Regions from separate parts of the Homo sapiens genome. Here region 2 is linked to region 1. A link is an interaction called in ENCODE POLR2A ChIA-PET data of the cell type or tissue named here. Cell type or tissue: GM12878. All regions are shown on one strand.

What was found. Peaks named below come from ENCODE experiments on the same cell type or tissue, not always from the same donor. Only the 100,000 strongest peaks of a DNase experiment are listed, where the experiment ranks them.
Region 2: POLR2A ChIA-PET joins it to region 1 with 8 read pairs; 2 of 35 experiments call an interaction of 5 or more read pairs at or near these places.

The regions. Positions count from the first base shown.
Region 1 is chrX:71,513,302-71,515,801 of GRCh38, reverse strand. It overlaps a transcript of TAF1 not described here. Among named protein-coding and RNA genes, the nearest start is that of OGT, 19 kb to the left of the region's middle. In GM12878, a CTCF peak has its summit at 1,284; DNase peaks (open chromatin) are centred at 895 and 1,201; H3K27ac peaks cover 1,440 bases.
Region 2 is chrX:71,405,491-71,407,990 of GRCh38, reverse strand. It overlaps TAF1 (TATA-box binding protein associated factor 1), which reads right to left. Exons shown (of 38, transcript NM_004606.5): 26 at 1,245-1,353; 27 at 319-417; 28 at 1-17. Among named protein-coding and RNA genes, the nearest start is that of TAF1, 40 kb to the right of the region's middle. In GM12878, no CTCF peak of the experiment used is centred here; no DNase peak of the experiment used is centred here.

The DNA of each region.
Region 1 (2,500 bases):
ATTCATGTTTGACTAAGTAACAGGGAGAAAGTATGTATACACCGGGATGAGGGAATATTGGGGATCATCTTAGAATTTTGCCTACTACAAACAGCAATGAGTAACCCTGAAAAAGTGGGGAGAGTGCTAAGTGGGGGATGGGGGAGAGGGTCTGTCGGTTTCATATACTGAGTGTAACTTTCATATATAGTATTAGCCCTTTCAATTTGTCACATACGAACCTCTAGGCAACAGAGCACTGAAAAAGAAATAACCTGATTCCATAATGTTCAAGGTATGAAATTCTTGCCTCAGATTAACTGAAGGATTTGGTAGAGAGAAACAAAAGCAAGTAAAGAAAAGTAAATTAGCTGAGACCAAAAAGCTTTGGATAATTTCATCCCCTGCCCTATGGAGTGGGCATAGCAGAGATATTAGTGATAAGGACCCCATCCTCAAAGGTCTGAAGGCTGCCTCTGGGGTGAAGAGCTGGGACATTAAAGAGCATAAACTGAACGGAAAAACCTACCAGGCCTCACATTGCATGCTGAAAATAGGTGAAAGGGTGTAGAGCTGCAAGAACACATGTGGGATATCAAAATAGCTCTGGAATTCATCCTCCAACTCCACTGCCAGTGCCACGCCCCTCATCCTGGCTTGGGCAATTGCAACAGCCCTGTAACTGGTCTCTGGGGCTCTATTCCTACCTGAATCTAATTTTCCACACTTGACCTTAGAAAATCTAAAATACAAACCAGAATTAAGTCAATACTCAGCTTAAAACCCCTCAGTGGCTCTGCATCATTTGGTTTAGTGCACAAGGCCCTCCATATGTCAGCTCTGCCTACTAATCCAGTCTCATCTGCTGCCACATTCCTGTACTCACACTTAGCGTCACTGATACTGGTTTTAGTTCCCTAAAAAGATCAGGCTGTTTCACACTTCCAACCATGCCTTTTCCCAGTCTCCTCCCTCTAGCTAGAATGGCCATCCCCTCCATCCCAGTCTGCCTAGCAAATTCTTACATATCCTTCACTCTCCTCTTTTTAAGTAAAGATACTGGCATGTGGCCCATCATCTCCCTCCCGACTCTTAATTCCTGACTCTTTTACGAGGGGATCTCATTGTCTATGAAGATGACACAATCAGCAACTTCTCATTTCCTTGACTCTCTCAATTACCTTCTCTGTTGCACTTCAGCCACACACAAAGCACCAGATCTTGAAGTTTATTGTGGTCTGGAACTGCTCACCTCTAACATCTATAACCCCAGTGTTTCATATGAACCACAGCGCCCTCTCCTTTCTGCTCCCTCAGGCCCCCGCCTACATGTGAGGGTTTTTTTTTTTTTTTTTTTTTGGTTTAGTTTTTTAACCTCTTATGGACTCCTCTAGTCCTTTAAGCCCTCTTTTTTCTCCCAGTCTGTCAGTCCCTCCTGGCCTCTTTTCCTTCCCCTCTCAATGGTTTTTGTTTTGTTTGTTTGTTTGTTTGTTTGCTTTTCTGAGACAGGGATCTCACTCTACCACCCAGGCTAGAGTGCAAAGGCACAATCCTAGCTCACTGCAGCCTTGAACTCCTGGGCTCAAGCAATCCTCCCACTTCAGCTTCCCGGGTAGCTAGAACTACAGGTATGTCCGGAATTCGTTCCTTCTGGTGGGTTCTTGGTCTCGCTGACTTCAAGAATGAAGCCGTGGACCTTCACGGTGAGTGTTACAGCTCTTAAAGGTGGTGCGGACCTAAAGAGTGAGCAGCAGCAAGATGTATTGTGAAGAGCAAAAGATCAAAGCTTCTACAGTATGGAAGGGGACCTGAGCGGGTTGCTGCTGCTGGCTGGGTGTGGCCAGCTTTTATTCCCTTATTTGTCCCCACCCACATCCTGCTGATTGGTCCATTTTACAGAGTGCTGGTTGGTGCATTTACAATCCTTTAGCTAGACACAGAGCGCTGATTGGTGCATTTTTACAGAGTGCTGATTGGTGCATTTACAATCCTTTAGCTAGATAGAAGAGTTCTCCAAGTCCCCACTCAACCCAGGAAGTCCAGCTGGCTTCACCTCTCACAGGCATGCACCACCTCACCTGGCTAATTTAAAAAAAAGAAGTTTTTATAGATGGGGTCTCACTATGTTGCCCAGGCTGGTCTCGAACTCCTGGCTTCAAGTCATCCTCCTGCTTTGGCCTCCCAAAGTGCTGGAATTATAGGCATGAGCCACCATGCCTGGCCTCAACCTTTCTTAACCCCATGCTTGACTCTCTGAACTACTCTGTCACCAGCACCCTCAATTCCCTTTCATCCCTGTCTACCACACCAGCCCCACAGACCTCTAACGTTGGGTGGGTACAGCTAACCACTCTTCTCCCCTTCTTCATCTGGATGTTTCTACCCTACAAAACAATACAAATCAGTGCCACTAGAAATACAGGGTCTTCAGCCTCAGTGGAACGACTACAAGCAACACTGCATTTACATCCATCCCTATCTCCATTCCATCTTCCTGTTCAAGGTCCACCCATCCCCCTGT
Region 2 (2,500 bases), 110 kb after region 1:
GTGTGGAAAGGGTATGTCTGCAAACAAGGGCCAGAACCATACATCAGCAAATAACAGTTGCCAGAGCCAATTCCTGAAGACTTTCACATCTTACCTATCTACCTGGCTATCAACACTGAAAGGAATCTTTCTAGATGGAGCACGTCTGTTTCCTCTACTAAACTGCTTAAAAAAACAAACAAACAAAAAAAACTAACTCCCTAAAAATTAGGCATTCCAGTTACCTAAATCTACAGATTACTGCCCTCTATTGGAAATCACAGACAGAACAAAAGGCCTTGACATCCCTACTATAGATATCCAATGCAATGAACTCACATTTGGAAGATCTCTCATGTCATTGATGATAGACTCCAAGATGGACGACAGCGTCACCATAGGGTCTGTGCGGCGCCGGTGGATGGACTTATGAGGTCTCTAAGGAGAAATGTGAAATCAGAATGCTTCCTCAGACCAAAAAAAATCCACATTCTGTCCAGGCACAGTAGCTCACACCTGTAATCCCAGCACTTTGGGAGGCTGAGGTGGGTGGACCACTTGAGGCCAAGAGTTCAACACCAGCCTGGGCAACATGGTGAAGCCCCGTCTCTACTAAAAATACAAAAATTAGCTGGGTGTGGTGGCATGTGCCTGTAATCTGAACTACTCAGGAGGCTGAGGTAGGAGGATCACTTGAACCTGGGAGGCAAAGGGTGCAGTGAGCCAAGATCACACCATTGCACTCCAGCCTGGGTAACAGAGCGAGACTCTGTCTCAAAAAAAAAAAAAAAAAAAAATCTGCCGAGCACGGTGGCTCACTGTAATCCCAGCACTTTGGGAGGCCAAAGCGAGTGGATTACCTGAGGTCAGGAGTTCAAGACCAGCCTGGTCAATAAGGCAAAACCCCATCTCTACTAAAAATACAAAAATTAGCTGGGTGTGGTGGTGTGCACCTGTAATCCCAGCTACTTGGGAGGCTGGGGCAGGAGAATTGCTTGAACCTGGGAGGTGGAGGTTGCAGTGAGCCGAGACTGTGCCACTGCACTTCAGCCTGGGCGACAGAGTGAGATTCCGTCTCAAAAAAAAAAAAAAAAATCCACTTTCTCTAACTAGACAAACATATTTTAGAAATCTTATAATGAACAGTACAAATAATTCTCAGGGCAAGGCAACTGGAGAATCTAAGGCTGTCAGAGCTGTGGCATACAGGGCTGGGGAATCAATGATAACCTACCTAATCAGAAGGAAGCAATGCACATACTCACATTCAAATAGTCACAGTGAACAGTGGTTCCAACTCGCCGTTTCTTCTTTGGAGGAAGCTGCTGTTTAGGAAACTTGAGAACCAGAGATTTTCTGCGAACCTCATCCGCACTAAAATCAAAACACTTTAGTTAGATACAGCCCCTATTTCTAGTTCCCAGGGGGAAAAAAAGCAACTATAATTAAAAAAAAGTCCAAGGTACCTAAGCACGAGCCTAGCGAGGAAAAAGCCAAACCAAAGGCCAAACATCCACCTTCTAAGGTTCAGATCAGGCAAGCCCTCATAGGCTCTCCAAGTTAATAAATAACTAGGCAAGTCACAATTTTACCTCAGTTTCCTATTGGGAAGATAAGGAAACCAGACTAAAGAATTTTAAGAATCCTTCTAGTTCCAACATTCTCTTTTTTTTTTTTTTTTTTTTGAGATGTAGTTCGCTCGTTACCCAGGCTGGAGTGCAATGGCGCAATGTCAGCTCACTGCAACCTCCACCTCCCAGGTTCAAGTGATTCTCCTGCCTCAGCCTCCCAAGTAGCTGGGATTACAGAAGCCCACCACCACGCACAGCTAATTTTCGTATTTTTAGTAGAGACAGGGTCTCACCATGTTGGTCAGGCGGGTCTCGAACTCCTGACCTCAAGTGATCCACCCACCTTGGCATCCCAAAGTGCTGGGATTACAGGTGTGAGCCATCGAACCCAGCCCCAACATTCTATCTTAAATGTTAAAAGGCTAGGTTCAGAATGGAAACAAGAAATTAAAAACTGGTTTGAAAACAGAAAACAAACTAGTTTGGGCTTCCCTCAATCATTAAAGCTCATTCACCTTCTTCTTTTCCACTATAAGGGACCATGGTATCACATTTTTTCTTCTTCATTTTTTAAATTTAAAAACTGTTTTTTCAGTAATAGAGACAGGGTCTCACTATATTGCCTAAGCTGGTCTCAAACTCCTGAGCTCAAGTGATCCTCCCACCTCAGCCTCCCAAAGTGCTGGGATTATAGGCATGAGCCACCACGTCCGGCCCATCTTCCTCTTCTAATGTGTTTCAAAAAACAATGACTATTACGGATATTAGTAATTAAATCAACAAGGATGGAGGCTGGGTGTAGTGGCTCACGCCTGTAATTTCAGCACTTTGGAAGGCCCAGGCAGGCGGATTGCCTGAGCTCAGAAGTTCGAGACCAGCCTGACCAACATGGTGAAACCCCATCTCTACTAAAAATACAAAAATTAGCCTGGCGTGGCAGCACGTGCCTG